Linked DNA regions of Mus musculus: regions 2, 3, 4 and 5 are each linked to region 1. Evidence: chromatin loops called from intact Hi-C (ENCODE). Cell type or tissue: gastrocnemius. All regions are shown on one strand. Region 1 has its middle 3.9 kb from the start of Zfp78. Region 2 overlaps Epp13 (epididymal protein 13). Region 3 has its middle 5.3 kb from the start of Smim17. Region 4 overlaps Peg3 (paternally expressed 3). Region 5 holds the start of Zim1 (zinc finger, imprinted 1).

Region 1 (4,000 bases):
TCTCCCCTCCCTTCAGTATCTTCCTCCCATCTCTCCTCTCCCCCAGACTCCCAACCTCACCCCTGCCTCCCTTCCAAAAAGAGCAGGCCTCCCAGGGACATCAACCAAACGGGGCATAACAAACTACAATAAGACCAGGCACATGCCAGCACATCAAGGCTGGATGAGGCAACTCAGAAGGAGGTGAAGGGTCCTTCCTATAAGCATGAAAACGGAGACAGGCCCTGCTGACACTGTAAGGAGTTCTGCTCAGCCATAACATATGCAGACCCTAGGTCAGATCCTACAGACTCGCTGATTTCCAAGAGACCCACAAGTCCATGACTTCGTGCCTTGTGTTCTTGTGTCGCTAACCCCTCTGGTTTCCCTTCCTCTTTCTCCACATGACTCCCAAGCTCCTTCTAAGGTTTGGCTGGAGGACTCTGCCTCTGTTCCCGTCATTTGCTGGATAGAGTCTCGCTGGTCTCTTTGATGCAGTTTTGCTAGTCTTAGAACAGTCCGCAGGCAGGGCAGATCGTAGGTTGAAGGTTTTGTGGTTGAATTGGTGTTCTAGTCCCAACCAACCTTGCCTGGTTACAGAAGATGGCTAGCTCAGCCCCATGTTCCCCATTGCTAGGAGTGAGAAGGATTTTATATGTTGACACACCAGCTGATGTTTGCTGTTACCTCAGTGTAACTGCTTTGTAAGAACCAGCAATGGTTGCCTCCATTTCTCTGTTGCTGAATATTTACATTGCTTAAAAAAAAAAATTCTGCTGAGCATCTTACCCATCCATGTTTTGGTGAGGACTGGGGAGTTACATCCACAGGAATGTCTCCAGGGTGGAGATCTCACAGTAGATACCTGGATCATGCATCATCATTCACTGCAGCCAAGCTTGAGAACTGTTGCTGGGTCTGGACAGCAGCCACTCTCCAGCTGCCACCAGCTGTTAGTTAGAATATCACCGAATTGGACTCAGTACTTAGGGAGACTTCTGGCTAGAAACTGCATTGAACCGGTGGCCTTTTAGGAGTCCACAAAAAGGATATTTCCCACCATCCTTTCCAGTAGAATTAGGATTGGTCTGGAAGCCAGGCCTACTGAGTACACAAATACACTATTATTAGTGGCTTAAGGAGCCCCTTCTTTTCAAGGCATTGAGTCTGGGGTAACTTGTCCCAGAAGTGAATGTCTAGCTGGGGGAAGCATGTGAGAAAATTTTGGCTTAACAGAGCAACATCTCTGGCTGGATTGATGAATCAGTGGTGAAGAGCACTGGCTGCTCTTTCAGAGGACCCTGGTTCAATTCCCAGCAACCACATGGCAGGTCAGAATTTAACTCCAGTTCCAGGGGATCCAACACCCTTAAGAGAGCAACATCTTAGTAGTAGGACCCAAACTATCCCATGTTTTGAAAACAGATTGGCTGAGTGTGGTAGTGTGTAACCCAAGAGCAGCACCGTGGCCTAGAACTTCCGGGTAACAATATTCCACCAAAATAAAATAAAATAAAATAAAATAAAATAAAATGGGGGCTGGCAAGCGGGTAAGAACACTGACTGCTCTTCCAAAGATCCTGAGTTCAAATCCCAGCTACCACATGGTGACTCAAAACCACCCGTAATGAGATCTGAAACCCTTTTGGGGTGGGTCTGAAGTCAGCTACAGTGTACTTATAATAATAAATAATCTTTGGGTCAGAGCGAGCAGGGACTGAGGGAACGGAGTGGACCGAAGGGAGAGGGACCGAGCAGGGCCTAGTGGGGCAGAGTGGGGTTGAATGGAGCGAGCAGAGGTATCCGAAATTCAATTCCCAACAACCACACGAAGGCTCACGACCATCTGTACAGCTACAGTGCACTCACATAAATAAATAAATAAATAAATAAATAAATAAATAAATAAATAAATAAATAAGCCTTTAAACATAAATAATGAATGAATAAATGAATAAATAAAATAAAGGTGTAGTTGAACACTCTTACCAGCAGGTGGCACTAGAGTACCGTGAAACATCCTTTCATACCTTGGTGCTTTTAAAGGTTATTAAACACCCTTTCCTCTCTCCTTGTGTCAACTCCAGATTGAGTCCATATCTTCTGATCCTTTGTGTACAGGAATATAGTAATTTTTTTTTGGTTGAGACAGACTCTCACTATGTAGCTAAGGCTGGAATTTCAGGTAAGCACCATCCCTGATATTTTTCCCCCTTTATCCAATCCAAGGCCTTCCCAGTTTCAGGATTTAGCACTGAGCTGCCTCTGCAACTTCAATAAGACATTGAACCCAGTGCAATTTACCTTCTTCCCCTACAACATGGTTTTCGTGTGTCAGCTGAATTCTGGCATCCTCACCCCCACTGTAGAAACAGCAACCCAAGGAGCTTAATACTGAAAAGACGGAGTTAGCCAGAGCCAGGCCTACCCTAACAGGCTTTAAACTGACTCTGCAAAGTCCACACCTGCATTCCATCTCGATGTATGCTGGATCCATGCATGCAGGATTTCTGCAGAATAAACACTCTTTGACATTGCATTCTATTTGGGTCTTTGCAAGTCATGGACCCTTACAATACATCTACCCTTTACCTCAGTTGCAGGATTAGACCATGTTGTTCTCTGTCTAGGAACACAAAAAAGTACAGAAAGTCAGAACAGGTGTCTAGATAGTGAGACCAACAAGGAGGCCTGTATCCATCTATCTCTCTCTATATCCATACCTATCCACCTACCATCTGCCTCTCCATCTATCAGTAACTCATGTCTATTTGTCTATTCATCTACCATATATTCTTCACTCTGCTACCACCCATCTATTTTTTTTCATTATTTCCATGAGTGGAAAAATAGCCTTTTGTTATTTATAAGGCCATTTCAGTCACAAATGAGTTTCTGTTGATGAAGTCATTACATGTTTTGTTTTGCAAATTTATGTTTTCTTTACTTCTACACCTCCAGTTTCTGGAAGCTAAAAGTGTTTTTTGAAAGAGGATTTCATTCTAGCTGAGGCTGGCCTGGAACTCACTATGAAACCAAGGCTGGTTTTGAATTTGTGGCAATTCTCCTGCCTCAGCTGAGTGCTGAGGTAGCAGGAATCAGCAGCTACACTCAACATGGTTCGTTAAGGAGGGTTTTCCTCAATGGGGGAGTTGAGAACTCTTTAGGGGGGGTCAGCCCACCCTTCCACAGGGGTTGCATATCAGACATCCTGCATATCAGAAACTTACATTACAATTTATAATAGTAGCAAAATCACAGTTATGAAGTAGCAATGGAAATAATTTTATAGGTGGGGGTCATCACCACAGGAGGAAATGTATTAAAGGGTTGCAGCATTAGGAAGGCTGAGAACCACTGTGGTAAGGTACTTTACATGACTGCAGGGGAGCCACCCAAGTGCTAAGACAGCTGTAACTCACAGTTTTATCTTTGGAGTGTGTGTGTGGGGGGAGGGAGGCGAGGGTGTGTGTATGGAGGCATGGGGTGGATAAAGGTAACATTGATTAACAGTAGCCCATGACTTAACCAATCATACCTACCTAATAAAGCCTCAGCTTGGCCCGCCCCGCCCCGCCCCGCCCCGCCCCGCCCCGCCCCCAGTCCCTGCCTCTGCCTCCAAGCAATGCAAGGCTTTCAGAAAGACCAAGAAGAATACAGCCATGTGCTAGGGGAGTGACACACTTCAACCCTGTGGGGAGAGAAACTCCAATTCTTACTTACTTCTGCACTTTGTCTTCAACTTGTTCATTTGTGTCCTTTAAAGTCTCCTATAAACAACAACAACAACAACAACAACAACAAGAGAATCCTGTGTTTTCCTGATATCTTTCACGCTAGCAAATGAATAGAACTCAAGAAGCACAGGTGGTAGAAACTTCAGCTTAGAGTCAGAAACACAGGTAAAACAACTGAAGTTTGGGAGTTCCATCTCAAACAGTGGGGAGTTTTGTAGGGCCAAGCCTTCAATTCCAGGTACTGTCAAAACTGAATTGATGACAACTAGCAGATATCTTTTATG
Region 2 (4,000 bases), 77 kb before region 1:
AAATTATCAGCACCCACATTATAGGACTTGTACAACCTGTAACTCTAGCCACAGGAGACCAGGTGCCCTGTTCTGACCTGCAAGGGCACCTGCATTCACATGGACACACCTACACACATACACACACACACACACACACACACACACACACACACACACACACGTACACACACATGCATAATTAAAAATAAATTAGGGGCTGGAGAGATAGATCAGTAGGCACAAGCACTTGCTGCTCTTGCAGAGGGTTCAGGTTTGGTCGCCAGCACTCACAGAGTGGCTCACCACCATCAGTACCAGGAGATCTGACACTCCCTTCTGGCTTCCACAGACACTGCATGTATGTGGTGCACATACATACATACATGTGGACAAATACACACGTAAAATAAAAGTAAATCTTTAAAAATATTTTTAAAAATTCGGGTGCTGATGGTACATGCCTTTAGTCCCAGCACTTGGGAGGCAGACATAGGCAGATCTCTGTGCGCCACCACTGCCCGGCGGAATTATGCAAAATTATGCTTGCTGGACTTACCTTAAGGATGGAGAAAGTTTAACCTGTAACATGGCTGTCAGGCTGCATGACCATTTCAAGGGTGGCAGAGGTAGGGGCTGTACAGGCTGCGTGAGCTAGGACGAGCAGGCGCTACTCCTGCCAGTCTCAAGACGAGATTTCTCGGGTTTGGACACACCTCGATCTCATTTTTGCTCCAGACTTGATCCCCTGGTTGCACAGAGGTCTGAGTGAAGTGGTATCAGCAGGTGGAACAGTTTGTTGGGGGGGGGGGGGCGAACAAAGTGGGAGGAGCCAGGCCCCGGACGTAGGTGAGAAGCGCAGGCAGGCTCAGGGGTCTCGAGTAAAGTCCTATGGGGTCTGAGAACATATGAAGACCTAAATAAGTGTCCAACTGTGACTGCCCTACTTTCTCCTCTTCCGTAGAGACGACCCCTGCTGTTCCTTCCAGTGAAGCCGCTCTGCTCTGTTTTGCTCAACCCTCACAAGCCCTCCGTCTCCAGAGCATTTCACTTCCCAAGGAAGCTCTTCGAACTCTGGCTTATCAACTAGCAGAGTATGAGTGTGTCCAGAGGCTCAGCAGGAAGCCGTCTGGGGACCGTGCCCTGTGACAATAGCCAGTAGAGCAGCCGAGTGAGCCTTTGTAAGGCTTTCCCCAACACCTTCTCTTCTGGGCCATTTTCAACCTTTCTTTATTGTGCACTAATTAATTGCTAAATGCTTGTTTCTTACATTCACAGAACAGCAAATGACACAGGGTGGAGGGGCGCTAAGAATCATTTATAATTTTCAAATAAAAAAACCCTTGATTTTTGATTGATTTTTGATTCAGTGCGTATTCAGTGAGTTCTGTGTGATTCTGTGTGTATTGAGGGCATTGGCTCAGCAGTGAGTATCTTTAACCACTAAGCTGTCGTGCTGACCCTCAAACAAAATCCAAGAGCAGACAGAAAGCCCTGTCTCTCTCTGCTTTCAGATGTTGAGTGAAACCTAAGTGTGCTTTAAAGCTTCCTGACGTGCTGGGCTTCCTTCCTCTCTTTCCAACGCTTCTCGCCTGTACTGCAGTAGCATGGCTTTGGTAGGTCCTACACCTTCTGCCTGGGTCAGTTCTTTACTCTTGAGTGTCTGTTTGTGACCCTTGTTAACTTATGTTATTAATGAGAATAAGAGCCCCAAGACGAACCCTGATTTCCCCAGTCTCATTTGATGGCTCTGCTGGGACTCCCCATAATTTCTGGTAACACCTTTTCCTGCCTCCTCCCCTTTCTCGTTTTTGTTGTTGTTTGTTTGTTTGTTTGTTTGTTTTGTTTTTTGATACAGAGTTTCTCTGTGTATTTGTTGTCCTGGAACTCACTCTGTAGACCAGGCTGGTCTCGAACTCAGAAATCCGCCTGCCTCTGCCTCCCAAGTGCTGGGATTAAAGGCATGCGCCACCACTGCTCAGCTCCTTTTTCTTTTTTCTTTTTTTTTTTTTTTGTTTGTTTTAAAGACAGGGTTTACCTATGTAACCCTGGCTGTCCTCACTGTGTAGACCAGGCTGCCCTTAAACTCTCAGAGATCCACCTGCCTCTGCCTCCTGAGTGGTGAGACTAAAGGCAAGTGCCACCACTATTATTTCCTGTCTTTTAATACTTTCATTGGCAGAGAAAATGGGCCCATATTCCTGCACCTCTATTAAACAGTGGATACGGAGAATCAGGAGTTGAGAGCCATTGTTGACTATATAGTGAGTTTCAAGCCAACCTGGAATACATGAAATTTTGTCTCAAAACAAAAAACAAGAGGATAGCTCAGCAGTTAAGAACAGGGCTCCTTTTGCAAAAGACAACAGCTCACAACTGTCAGTGACTCCAGTTACAGGGGACTTGCCACCCTCTTCTGGTCTCTGCTGGTACTGCATACATATGGCATACTTCCTGAAGGCAAATCACACATATAAAATAAAAACATCTTAAAAAAAAAAAAAAAGTAAGGTTCAAGGCTAGATACCGGTTATATGCACTGCTTTATCCTTGGCAACCACACTAACTTGGCTCCTAATAAGTTACAGTTCAGACCAGAGGAACAAGAATGCTCATCAGAGTGGGCAGTGACCCAGCTTGCCTCAAGCTGAGTCGGATTTTGGACTTCCTGTCCAATTTGGAGGAGAAAAGAAACCTGAGTACTCCATATTGTTGCATTCTGCTCACTTACTTTTTTATTTTTTAAAAGATTTATTTTTTTTATGTATATGAGTACACTATACCTGTCTTTAGACACACCAGAAGAGGGCAGATGGTTGTGAGCCACCATGTGGTTGCTGGGAATTGAACTCAGGATCTCTGGAAGAACAGCCAGTATTCTAACCACTGAGATATCTCTCCAGCTCCTGTTGATTTACTATAAAGCAGACAGCCAGACACAACGTGAGGGTTTGCACATACATATTGTTGCACAAATGCCGCCCCCCTCCCCCCGTCCTATACCCTCACTCCCACTCCAATCACTCCACACTCCAATCCTCACACGTCGCCGGTGCTCTTAGGAAGGTCATGAGAATCCTTGTGGGAATCAGCCTTTTTAGTTGACCTTGGAACTCTGGCTTGGGGGGGAAAAGCAGATTAAACACAGGGTCTGCTGTCCTCACATCTGACGCGAGGCGGCAGTCTCGTCATTTCCGTCTCCAGATCGCCACAGAATGCAAAACTACAACTCCCACAATCCCTCGCGCCTAGCCCTTTCTTCGCCTCCCTCTTTCCTAACACAATGCTAACACCCTAAGAATATCTGCAAGGCGTTTTCAGTCTTCCAAACCATTCCTTGGTTCAGACGTTTCTGCTAACAAACTCCGTTTTATTGACAAGCGCGCCTCCCACCTCTCTGCTTCCTTGACACTACAATACCCAGAAGTCTCTGCACCACTTCAAGCCTACAATTTGTAGCCTTGGAGACAGAGAAACGCTAGACCGCTGGTTAGGTTAGGGGGAGAAAGACTGCTTCTAGAGAGAGCAGGATTCCGACTGGTGGAGAGGCCTATTTGTTCGCTTCCTTTTTCTTTTTCTTCTTTCTTTCTTCACTTCATTTTAATTCTTTTTTATGTTAGTATACAAGTTCTAAGTTTTTTTTTAATTACTTTATGTATACGAGTACACACTGTAGCTGTACAGATGGTTGTGAGCCTATATTTGGTTGTTGAGAATTGAATTTAGGACTTCTGCTCACTCCGGCTCGCTCTCGCCCAAAGATTTATTTATTATAAATAAGTACACTGTAGCTGTCTTCAGACACACCAGAAAAATGCATCAGATCTCATTACGGGTGGTTGTGAGCCACCATGTGGTTGCTGGACTTTGCTTTGGAAGAGCAGTCCATGCTCTTACTCACTAAGCTATCTCATCAGCCTAAATTCTAAGTTTCTTTTTGGCCTTTTTTCATGCAATTTTTTTTCATGGTGTTGTTACTCTTTACTCCGTGGCTGGTCTTCTCAACAAACCCCTTCCCCAA
Region 3 (4,000 bases), 51 kb after region 1:
AGGGAGTCAGATCTTGTTACAGATGGTTGTGAGCCACCATGTGGTTGCTGGGATTTGAACTCTGGACCTTCGGAAGAGCAGTCGGGTGCTCTTACCCACTGAGCCATCTCACCAGCCCTGAGTAATATTTTAATAAGCATCCCTAGCAATGCTAGTACTTTGAGAACTGCTGCAATTATTAAAAGCTTGTAGGAGGAGAATCTACATCTTTGCTCCTTCTGCAGAAAGCAGTGATACCAGGGTCAGCTGTGTGGAGGTCTGGGTAAGTAGGGTTTATAAACTCATCATGATTGGAACTCCTATTGCCATCCAGAAGATGTTATGACAAGCTGTGCAAATTTGAAGTGTGGTTGGAGAAGAAGCAAGAGGGAGAAGATGCTGAGCCCCATTGAGTAGCTCCAAGCAAGTTTTATTTGACCTCTTGCCCTTCTAGTTCCTCATTCTGGAAATGAGAGAATAATGAGAGACACTTAACAGTTTGATTGATGGGTTAGACACGAGAAGAAAATCCTTCAAGGTGAGATAGCCCAATACCTGCTGCCAATCTTGATGACTTGAATTTAATCCTGGGACCCATGCAGTGGAAGGAGAGAACTGGTTCCCTCAAGCTGTCTTCTGACTGCCACAAGTTAAAAATAAGTTTAAAACACTAATGCTGCACTACAAGTGGGTTCTGATCTGTGGGGCCATTTTAGGACACAGGTTCCTCATATCTTTGCTGTTGTACCTCTCCCTGGGGACATTCCTGGTGACCAAATTGTTAAGGTATTTGTGTGTGTGTGTGTGTGTGTGTGTGTGCGCGTGTGCATGCATGCATGCATTCATTCATGTATGTTTTCAGGGAGGGGATAGATTTTATTCCAGTGACTTTCTTAAAAGAGCCTGCACAATTCAAAGCACACATAACACAAGACTAATTCGGACAGACAGTCTCTTAAGGGGATACAAAAGATAACAAAGGTACTTTGCAAGATAGTTTGGGTTACATTCTAAAGTACAGATACCTGAAGCATTCTTAAATTGCAAAAATTTTTATCATTAAGAAAATACTACTTGTGCTGGAGAAATGGCTCAGCGGTTAAGAGCCTGGATGTTCTTCTAGAGGTTCTGAGTTCAATTCCCAGCAAGTACATGGTGGCTCACAATCATTAATAAAGGTATCCAATGCTCTGTTATGGCCTGTCTGAAGACAGCTACAGTGTACTCAAATGTGTTAAATAAATAAATAAATAAATAAATAAATAAATCTTAAAAAAAGAAAATGCCACTCAAGGTTCATCTTCTCAAATGTTCAAAGTAGTGTGTAGTAATAATATGCCTCTATAAATCAACAATCACACCCCTCTGTTTTGAATATGTAGGTGTGTGTTGTGTGTATGCATATTTGACTGTGCATGGGTGCATGTATATGTGAAGGTGCACATGTATGTGGAAGACCAAAGTTGATATCAGATGTCTTCCTCAAGTACTCTTTACCTTCATATATCAAGGCAGGGCCTCTCACTGAACCCAGAGATCACCATTTTGGCTAGTCTGGCTAGCCTGCTTGCTCTGGGGTATCCTTGTCTCTGCCTCCCACACCAGTGGGGATGCAGGCAGGCTGCCATACGTGGCATTTGCATGGGTGCTGGGAATCTGAATAACAGTGCCCACACTGTCACAGCAGGTGTTTTTATTTATTGGGATACTTCCTTAGTTCCCAGAAACTACACCTTTCTTATTACCCCACCCTACAACATTAAAATATCCTAAGAACTCAGGGGCACACTTTGCTATACTCAAAATCAACAGCCTGAACCTGGCGAAGATTGTTCCCTCTGTTTTCTTTTCTGCATGCCTTCTAAGAATGTTTTAGAAACCCTGTTAATAAAATTTACAGAGAGTGTAATAAAATTTAAATATGTATATATATATATATATATATATATATATATATATATATATATATATATATATATATATATATATAAAGGTAGAGACCTTTATATATGAAGGTGGAGTGTACTTGAGGGAGTCATCTGGCCTTACTCCACTGAAAACTAAAGCTGCGCTCTCCACAGTCCCCAGAGAGCTGTGTCTCCAAGAAACAGCAGGGACTTTTTCCTAAGCAGGTTGTTACTTGAGGTGTCTGTATTGGAGGGTAAGGAAGTCTCTCTGTTAGACTGCATGAAAACAGCACCAATATCAGGTCATGTAGTAACTGGTCTGAGGTTAGGGGTAATTCATGACGCCGTGAATCAGAACCGCGGACAGCGCACAGCCGCAACCGTTTTAGTCCACGTGCACTGCTCTGTGGTTCAGTACCACGGATAGCGTAGCCGTTGTCTGGTGTCCTGTTATGGACCGTGGTTCAGCACCAAGGACAGCGTGCCTTTTGGTTTCAGAACCGTGGACACTGCCCAAAGCTGTTTCGCTCTGACTGTTCAACACTGAAGGAAAGCCGTTTCTGAGATGGTTGAGTGAGAGGCTGGCTCTTCCCTTCCACCCCCAAACCGGTTAGAACCAGGGACAGTTCACCTGCAAATAGTTCAGCAGGGCAGACAGCGCATGTTACACCAGCTTAGCACAGTAGGCTGCTCAAGGGGACTTCCAGCATCAGAGATCAAATGACAGACTCTTTTGTTTGTTTGTTTGCTTGTTTTTGAGGAGCATCCTAAGCCTACTTTTCCAACCTCCTAGTCGTAGAGTTTCTGCTTGGAGATATTTGTTGCCTTCAAGGATGTCTTGGACCTCACCCACACAGAAGCACAGGTCTGGGTTTTCACGGCAAACAGAACAAAGAAACAAAAAACTGATACAGTACACTGCATGGCACTCAGTTGCATAGGCTCATAGCCCAGCTCTTCCTAGATCCATTCCTTGCTTTTATACTTCAAAGCTATCTGCTTATCAGCCTTCTCAGCTCCACCAGGATGGTGAATCCCAACTATATCCACATTTGTCATCTAATGACCACTGCACTTCAGGCCACCATTTCCTCTCACACCTGTCACTACAGGAGCCTCTTACACAATCTTTCCATCATGCTGCCTTCTGCTGCATTCCCCACACAGAGATTTTGGGCACACTTTGCTAATGTAAATTAGAGTCCACCTCAACACTCCTCAGTTCTCTGCTAATGTTTCCGAAGCAGCCCGCAGTCAAACCTAATGGCCCTCCTGTGCTTTCAAGTCCCTGGATGCCTTTCAGAACTTATATCTCACTTCTGTCCCTTGTCTAGCCTCTCTTTCAATATTGTTCTCTTTATCCCTTTGTAGCTTTATTGATTTCATTCTGCCATGGATTCTTATTTAACTAGCTCCTTCCCATCTTTTAGGTCTCAGTTCAAATGCCACTTAGGTCTTCTCTGGGCTCTGGCAGCTCAGTGGAAGAATACTTGCCTATCATACATGAGGCCCTAGTTCCCATCTCCAGTACCCCCACCCATCCTGAGAAAAAGATGATAGATATGTAGGTAAGTAGGTAGACAGACCCTTAGAGTCGCTACCACACTGACCCATTTCATATTAGTATGAGTTACATTTTATTGCGTTGTGTGTCTCTTGTGTCCTTTCATCATTAGAATGTACCCTTCTAGCCCATATTGTCAGTCGGTAAAGGTTATTGCTGCCAAGTTTGGTGCCCTGAGTTCAGTCGCTGGGACCCACATGGTGGGAGGAGAGAATCAACTTCAGCAAGTTGCCCTCTGACTTTCACATGCATACCATTTCGTACATACATGTACATGCACACATTCATTAAGTAAATGTTATATGTATTTAAAGGACATACATTTTTGGGCCACAGACACTCATTGTCTTGATCATCAAGAATATATACCACATATCAATTGTCTAATAAATATTTGCTGAACGAATGTTTTAAATGAGTGATTGAATGAAACCCTAGCCTTACATTGATCAGTCTTTTGTCAGTTAATCATGGAACCCCAACAAGTTGCTTACAAGACTCATAACTTGGTCAAGTCATAGCCCAAGGTTTGGGGATTTTGTTGCGATTT
Region 4 (4,000 bases), 370 kb after region 1:
CTTCACTCTCCGCATCCCTCAGGAACATCTTTGAGCCCTCTGACCAATTTATTCTCCCCATGAAACATACCATTTATAATCCTTCAGAGCTCAGCTTTAAGATTCCCAAGTACCTCAGGGAGGCGTCTCTCCCAGATTAAGTTAGTTTCTCCATGCAAATGTGTACTTTCAAGGAAATAAACCATACAATCGTATTTTATACATTTTAATTCTCCCATAATACTCCATGAAAATACTTCTTTTCTCAGTTGAGATGGTATCCCTGGTATGTGGTACAAAGCATATACTAGGTTGTTGCAGGTAAATAGAGTTTCTCCTGCTTCTTAGTTGCCCAACAAAAGGCAAACAGGAAGCCTGAAGGAGCACCTGAGTGTCAGGGGAAAAATAGGAGACTGGAAATGATGGAATAAGACTAAGGGGACAAATCCTAGCAAATTCATTACCCACCAGACAGGTATGTATATTCTCAGAAAGTACAAATGGTGTTCTTGTAGTTGTGTAACATATATGTGCATCACGAAAATGTCAGTGTGAGGAAGAGAAGAGGAAACTTCAAAGATGGGTGTGGTACTCTGAGGTGTATCACTCACCTGGACCAGCCACCTAGCTGTTGGAGGACCTAGTCTTCCTCTTGCCAGTTGTCTCCAAAAAGGATAGAAGATCAAGAAGGTAGGGCTATGGAGAAGAAAGAAAACATGAAGCACCCAATTTATTTCACAATTACAGTGTTCTTTGGGTGGGAAGCAACCACTTTTTTCCCCCTACAAAGGCAGACATCAAATGTGTCCAGGATACCACCCAGAAAATGCCCTCGGTAATCAATTATTCCCAAGACACATGATGTACCCTGGACTCTAATTATATGAAGAGCACTGAAGACCTTCCTGGGGTCTCTTGGTAACTTCAGGGGATTCTGGATTAAGTAATGAACCCAAGAACCCAACTGGTTATTAATTAACCATATGACATCACCTATCCTATAAGTGCAAGGAAACATATTGCAGGTGAAAACTAGAGGGAAACAAATGACCAGGGAGAGACTTAAAATACTCTGATAGTCAAAGTAGCCTTCTAGTGGCTTTAACAATCTTCTGGGTGTTGCCAGTGATTCACATAACCACACCCCTTTCCCAGGATTCTGAGCTGGGCAATTGGGTGAGTCCCTTCTGGTGCCCCCGTATGAAAATATTGGCTCCAGTCACCTATGTGTGGATGTAAGATGGAGGCACTGTAGCCCCTGACATCTGCCAGTACCTAAGATAAAACACCTAAGGTCCCACTACCAAGATGAAACAGGGCTCTGTAACTGTCACTAATAAAAAGCCAGCCTCTTCTTCAGACCTGCTGCCTGCAGGTGACACATCCACAGTGAAAAATTCAGACACCCCCTTGTGGCCAACAAAGATGGCGCCAATGAAGGTGGAGGACCAGTTCAATCAGGAATCGAATCCTGAAGCGAGGTCCTGTTGTCATTCAAGATGACACCTGCACAGATAATACCAGATGCCCCCTTGTGGCCAACAAAGATGGCGCCAGAGGGAGGAGGGTACTGCAGTCAGTACCAGAGAGCCCCTCCTTCGGGCCGCCTCCTGCAGCAAGCCCACTTGTCATTCAAAATGACACTGGCGGAATGAATACCAGACGCCCCCTTGTGACCAACAAAGATAGCGACAGGGCCGGCGGACTTCTGTGGCCCAGTCACTCAGAAAGAGCTCCTCCCTCGGCCCTGCCCCTGCAGCCAACCCAGCTGTCATTCAAGATTGCTCATGCGCCATAAATGACAGAGACATAAAAAATAATGCCATGGTGAACAGGGCTGTATCGTCCCTTGGACCAGAGATTCTTTCCTTCCCTCTTGCCTGCCTCTAGTGGCCACTCCAGCTATTACTCAAGGTGACAGCAGTGCAAAAAAACACTAGACAACAACCCCCAACCATGACAAGTAAAGATGGCGCCCAGGTGGGCAGGGTTCTGTAGTCCAGATCAGAGCTCCGCCCTCTGGCCCTCCTTCTGCAGCAAAACAAGCTGTCATTCAAGATGGCTACTGCACCAGAAACGTCAGCAAAGATGGCGTCAGGTGGGCAGAGCTCCCTGCTCATTCTGAATGAGAGAGACCACACCCCTTTGGCTAGCTTCTTTCAGCCGGCCAGTCCTGCAGTCATTCAAGATGACACCCTTACTTCAGACACCGCCTCCCCATGGCCAACAGTGGTGACGCTAAGGATAGACAGGGGTGAGTTGTACCATCAGTCAGGATAATAACCCCTTCCTAGGGCTTGCCCCTTGCAAGACAGCTTAGCACTCAGGACCATAAATCCTCTCTCTAGCCTGCCTCTTGCAGCCAGCCAGTCCAGCTGTCAATCAAAATGGCACCTTCAGTGATCACTTCAGACACACCATGTATGGCAAACAGATGACGCCAAGGTGGGTGGAACTGGTTTCCAATCAATCATGACAAGAAAGCTCCTCCCTCAGATCCCACCCCCAGCCAGCCTGTCATTCAAGATGGCGTCTGCACCATAAAGGTTAGCGCGGCCAGCTATTGCTGGCAAAGATGGCGCCAAATTGGGCGGGGCTCTGTGAGCACTCAAGACCAGAGAGCCCCTCCTCCTGACCCGCCTCTTGCCGCAAACACATCCAGCTGTCACTCAAGATGACACCCGCTGAGAACTTCACAGGCCCATAAAGCTGTGTGGCCACGTCAATCAAGGCCTGAGCCCCACCCTCAGGCCCACCCCCTGAAGCCGGATGGGCTGTCATTCAAGATTGTGCCTCACTATATCAGCAGCCACTCTTCATAGCCCCGCCCTGCCACTCCCTTCTTCACCATCAGCCAGCAAAGATGGCGTCAGGGTAGGTGGGGCTTTGTGGTGACTCAGGATTATAAAGCCCCTCCTTATAGCCCGCCTCTATGCAGCATGCCCGTCCAGCTGTCATTCAAGATACCTGCAGAGCATCGAAGCCCCGCCCTTGGCCAGGAAAGATGGCGCCAGGATGGGCGGAGCTATGAGGCCTTGTCATTCAGAATAATAACCCCTCCCTAAAGCCCACCTCCTGCAGCCATCTGGGCTGTCACTCATGATGGCACCTATTACAGTTTCTGTCTGTGGCGCGGGTATAACCAGCAAAGGTGAACAAGGTCCTGTTGTCTGTCAGTCACTCAGGACGATAGCCTCTCCCTCCAGACAACCGGGCGACACTTTTTAACTCTTCATAAACCCCACAGTGCTCCTCATAAATGGAGCCAGATACAGTCCAGGGTCAAAAGACCCGTCACTTGATGTCAATTTGAGGCTCTGCAACCAAAATCTAGCCACAGAAAAATGGATTGTTTGAGCCTGCCGTTCCATCCTTTAAATGGAAGGCCGCGAGATGGCAGCATTCGTGCGGCAAACTAAGACTGAGTGAGGGTCTAGGCCACTCGGCCAGTCAGATAAGCCGACAACTGGGGTGCATCTTTACTGCCAACTAGCAAAGGAAGAGCCAGAGGAGCTAGCACCCCATAGACTCAAGCCACTTCGGCCTTTTAGTCTCTTTATCTGATGCTAAAGCGGCGCCTGCGCGGCAAATCCGCGGTCATTTCAAGATGGCGCCAAGCGGGCTGGGCCTGCTGAGTCCGCCATGGCCCCGCCCCCACCATAGGCAGCCAATCAGGATAAGCCTGTGCAGCAAACCTGTCTCCACCCTCCAAGATGGCGCCAACTGGGTGGAGCCGAAAAGTATCTCACAGCTTCTGCTTTAGTCCCGCCCCTAAGCTGCCCTCAGCCCCGCCCACCGCCACTGCGGCAAAACAAGACCCGCCCCCAAGAACAGTGCCGCGCTTAGCGGTAGATGGCTAGATTGCGAAGACCCTGCCAGCCAGACGACCTGGCGATCGGGTTAACCGCATAGCCCTTAGACTTTGCTGAGCAAAGAAAATGAAACCACAGAAGAGGTTGCTCAGAGACGGCACTCTGATGTCCACTGTGGTGGTCTTGTAACAGGACTTCTGCATCATCTG
Region 5 (4,000 bases), 340 kb after region 1:
TCTAAGGCTGACCTCAGGCTCACTTGGGGTCCAGCAGTACTCACCTCCATGAAAGTGATGCTTCCTGCCCTCACTCACGACTGGGCCACTAATGCATACTTCCTTGCTACAGATGTTCAAAGCCTTTTCAAAGCACCCTTCTCATCCAGAAACCTTCATACATGCCCTGTGTGGAGCCCCAGAGACCTTCTGAACCCCCCCCCATTGTTCCCTATATAGCCTAACCCCCTTGGAGTCTCTCTAAAATCATCCCTTTAAGGTCCATCAAATCAAGTGACTAACTGGTTCCTCTGACTCCCAGCTTATATGTCTAAAGTCTGGGATCATTTCCTCCTGGTCCATTAGACTAATATGTCACCAGGGCTTCTAGATCCTACTTTGTAATGCCTGGCTCTGTGTCCTGAAGAATACACCACAACGCCCTCCTCTGAGCCAACTCTAGTTTCCCCCATTTCTTATCTTCTCTCCTCTCCTACTGCTGTCTAAAGACGTCCAGAGACTCGGTTGCTCTGTGGCTCAGAAACTCAATTCCCAGTCTGGATCCCTGCTTACCCTTCACCAGGCTCTATAGTCTGCCCTGTTCCCCAAAGCCAGCAGGTACATTCTAGAAAAAAAGCAAAGACACCTCTATTTGGTCCCTTCCACAGCACAGTAGCCACCCCGACACCTCAGTCCTAGAACAGGACATTTGCCTGAATGGGACTTCGGGGCTGTCTTCTGGGCTTGGGTCGAAATTATCCAGGGTTTCATACTGCTCACCGGCCACTAGGTAGGGGAGAAATGCCTGGCCTGGCTGCAACCTTGCCTTGGATATCCACAAGTTTAGCTAATAGCTATCCAGAGAGCATACCAATGTGTTAGTGACCAAACTCATTGATCACCTAGACGAGATGCTATATGCACAAACTATCACCCTTACTTACATATAAGCAAACACATATGAATACTCAAATACACATAAACAACCCAATGGAATAGAATCAATTGCATACAAATCAGTAAGATGCAATTCACGAACTATATACAAACCCAGGCCATGTAAATCCACAGTTGAATTGAGCCCCAACTCCTTCAACCATCCCAACACATTCCCCGCCATACCACAGATACAAATACAACCTAAAATCTGCACAACCTCCCTCTGCCAGGCATACTATGAACTCACAATCTGGGACCAGCTAGCTGGTTCAGCTGGTAAAGGCGATTGCTGCCAAGCCTTATAACTCGAGTTCCATCGCTGGGACCCACATAGTAGGAAAAAACAGGCTGTTGTGAGTTGTCCAAAGACCTACACACACATACAAACACACAAAATTAATTAATTAATTAAATTTAAAAATTCACACTCACAGTGTTATTACATAAAATCTATATTAGTAGATCCACAGAATGAGACACATAGTCGGGCTCAAATACAGACACATTTCCCAACACACAAATACAAGATCATATAATCACACTTGACCACATCAGCACAGTCAGGCAGTTGGGCAAAACTCACAACTACAGCTCATCCGTATACAAAAACAGATACAGTTACAAAGTAGAACACAAGCTCACGCACACCCACATAAGAAGAGAATTCGAGTCTACAGTGTTCAAACAACCCAGCTAGGACCAACTACAACCACACAGGCGAGACAAACTAAGCCACCCATAAACGTAAAGTTGTGGAAGAAAGCTGACACATTGCAGGGACCAAACCCTCCAAATAGGAGTTACACAAATCTCCATAACGTAGCAGAAGTATGTCTAAGAGCTGTGCCACACTATTCCCTCGCACACCCCCTACCCAGACCACTGTCCTCTACAGAGCTGTGATAGGGTGGGGACCCACCCAGCATGCAGACACCCTGCCCTCTCAGTCCTCTCCCGTGTTCTTGCCTCTCGTCCTCGCGCTTGGTTATCCGTCCGTCCGCACTCGCCTCCAGGCACCGCAGCCTGCGGCCACCCGGAGTGGAATGCCGCGGGATGACTTTCAAAACCCAAGTCCCCAGCTCTAGGGCACCGCCCACAGGACTACATGTCCCAGAAGGTCTCACGCCGTCCAGCCTGAGGCTCCAGGCTATGGAGCGCCCAGCACCCGGCACAGCGCGCTGGGACCTGTGGGAAATGTAGTCCCCAGCAAGATGCGCTCGCTATAAGCGTTCCTCAGACGCTCTGCCCTTCTGTGGCTCCACTTCTAGTACTATAGAGAAATTGCGTCTCCTGGTGGAAAAATTTCCTTCGGTAGTAAAATTTCTAAATTGATAGAGGCCGATGGTAGAAAAGGGAAAGATTTTTAAGATTATGTGATGACACGCTGAGGTAGAGTGGTTTGGTTTGGTTTGGGACAGGGTTTCACTATGTAGACCTCAACCTCAGGATCCCCTTGCCCTGAGCTGGGATTACTGGACGGAGTCACCAGCACTCTTCTGTTTTCACTTCTTTGCTTCTAGACCTACTTTACCATTAAAGTCACAGCGTAGACTTGGGGAGCGTCTTAGTCAGGGTTTCTATTCCTGCACAAACATCATGACCAAGAAGCAGTTGAGGAGGAAAGGGTTTATTCACCTTACATTTCCACATTGCTGTTCATCACTGAAGAAGTCAGGACTGGAACTCAAGCAGGTCAGGGAGCAGGAGCTGATGCAGAGGCCATGGAGGGATGTTCTTAACTGGCTTGCTTCCCCTGGCTTGCTCAGCTGCTCTCTTATAGAACCAAGACTACCAGCCCAGAGATGGTCCCACCCACAAGGGGCCTTTCTCCCTTGATCACTAATTCAGAAAAAGCCTTACAGTTGGATCTCATGGAGGCATTTCCTCAACTAAAGCTCCTTTCTCTGTGATAACTCCAGCTGTGTCAAGTTGACACAAAACTAGCCAGTACAGGGAGTATTTCTCAGCTAGTAGAAAGACTCCTCGGCTTCTACAAGTGGTATCCCCTTCACCGCTGATCTGGGCTAAGCTTCCCACTGTTGTACAGGGATTATAGGGTGTTGAGGATTATAGGTATGTCAGGGGGAGAAAAATGTGCCCACTATCCCTGCAGATACATCATTAATGCTTCGTAATATTCACACCCTCTGTTGTAGGGTATGCAATTTCTCTCCTGAAGGTGGAATACAAACTTCCTTATTCCAGGAAGTTTGCTTTAGCCAACAGAATGAAGTGGGTAGCACTGACTCCTAAGTGTCAACGGGTTGTTCACTGATTCTCTTGGTGTGGAGGTTTGAATGAAAATGGCCCCGATAGATTCACAGGAAGTGAATCTTAGAAGGTGTGGCATCACTGGAGCAGGTGTGACCTTGTTGGAGGAACAGCATCATTCCAGCCAGGCTTTGAGGTTTCAGAAACTCAAGCCAGGACTAGTGGCTCATAGTCTCTTCTTGCTGTCTGCAGATCCAGATGTAGAACTCTCAGGTACCTCTCAGCACTATGCCTTGGGTCCCACCGTAATGACAACAGACTAAACCTCTGAACTGTCAGCCAGCCCCAACTAAATGTTTTCCTTTATAAGACTTGCCATGGTCATGGTGTCTCTTCACAGAAACCCTACGGGGTCAATCTGAGGACCCACAGCTGTGGAAGGAGAGAAAAGAGTTCCACAAATTGTTCTCTGACCTCCACAAGGACACATATACACACACACACACTAAACAAACAAACAGAAAGTAATCTCTCACCCTCATTCAGATGGTTAGTGTTGTCAACTTGGCAATATCTAGAATCACTGGGAAGATGGGCAGCCTGTCTGGGTGGGGTGATTATCTTGATTATGTTATCGGAGGTAAGACCCATCATAACTGTGGGTGGAACCATTCTCAGGTCAGGGAGAGAGTGGACTGCATGCATTCAGCACTCTCTGTATCCTCATCGTCATGGCAGTGATATGGCCAGCTGCTTCAGGCTCCTGCTGCTTTGGATTCCCACCCCCATGCTCCTATGATGCTCCCACATACTTGAATTCTGAGATAAAATAAACTCTTTCTCCTTTAAGTTCCTTTGGTCAGAGTAACTG

The links. Hi-C counts contacts between places; a loop is a spot of excess contacts. Peaks named below come from ENCODE experiments on the same cell type or tissue, not always from the same donor. Only the 100,000 strongest peaks of a DNase experiment are listed, where the experiment ranks them.
Region 2: a loop joins it to region 1, with 2.7 times the contacts of the local background. A loop is called at or near these places in 5 of 42 quality-filtered maps.
Region 3: it touches region 1 in a loop (2.0-fold over the local background); 21 of 42 quality-filtered maps call a loop at or near these places.
Region 4: a loop joins it to region 1, with 2.9 times the contacts of the local background. A loop is called at or near these places in 12 of 42 quality-filtered maps.
Region 5: it touches region 1 in a loop (2.4-fold over the local background); 9 of 42 quality-filtered maps call a loop at or near these places.

Annotation. Positions count from the first base shown.
Region 1 is chr7:6,357,403-6,361,402 of GRCm38, forward strand. No RefSeq gene overlaps it. Among named protein-coding and RNA genes, the nearest start is that of Zfp78, 3.9 kb to the right of the region's middle. In gastrocnemius, a CTCF peak has its summit at 1,977 (motif pointing right); no DNase peak of the experiment used is centred here.
Region 2 is chr7:6,280,525-6,284,524 of GRCm38, forward strand. It overlaps Epp13 (epididymal protein 13), which reads left to right. Exons shown (of 16, transcript NM_001177416.1): 16 at 944-1,337. The coding sequence ends at 971. Among named protein-coding and RNA genes, the nearest start is that of Zfp667, 4.1 kb to the right of the region's middle. In gastrocnemius, CTCF peaks have their summits at 2,405 (motif pointing left) and 3,135; DNase peaks (open chromatin) are centred at 1,038, 2,403 and 3,175; H3K4me3 peaks cover 1,381 bases; H3K27ac peaks cover 1,395 bases.
Region 3 is chr7:6,407,925-6,411,924 of GRCm38, forward strand. No RefSeq gene overlaps it. Among named protein-coding and RNA genes, the nearest start is that of Smim17, 5.3 kb to the right of the region's middle. In gastrocnemius, no CTCF peak of the experiment used is centred here; a DNase peak (open chromatin) is centred at 2,331.
Region 4 is chr7:6,725,900-6,729,899 of GRCm38, forward strand. It overlaps Peg3 (paternally expressed 3), which reads right to left. Exons shown (of 9, transcript NM_008817.2): 2 at 591-675. Among named protein-coding and RNA genes, the nearest start is that of Peg3, 2.5 kb to the right of the region's middle. In gastrocnemius, CTCF peaks have their summits at 1,582 and 3,358 (motif pointing right); DNase peaks (open chromatin) are centred at 1,636, 1,957, 2,740 and 3,683; H3K4me3 peaks cover 2,799 bases; H3K27ac peaks cover 2,733 bases.
Region 5 is chr7:6,694,485-6,698,484 of GRCm38, forward strand. Zim1 (zinc finger, imprinted 1) reads right to left here and starts at 1,948. Exons shown (of 8, transcript NM_011769.4): 1 at 1,885-1,948; 2 at 1,166-1,288. In gastrocnemius, no CTCF peak of the experiment used is centred here; a DNase peak (open chromatin) is centred at 2,060; H3K4me3 peaks cover 1,449 bases; H3K27ac peaks cover 320 bases.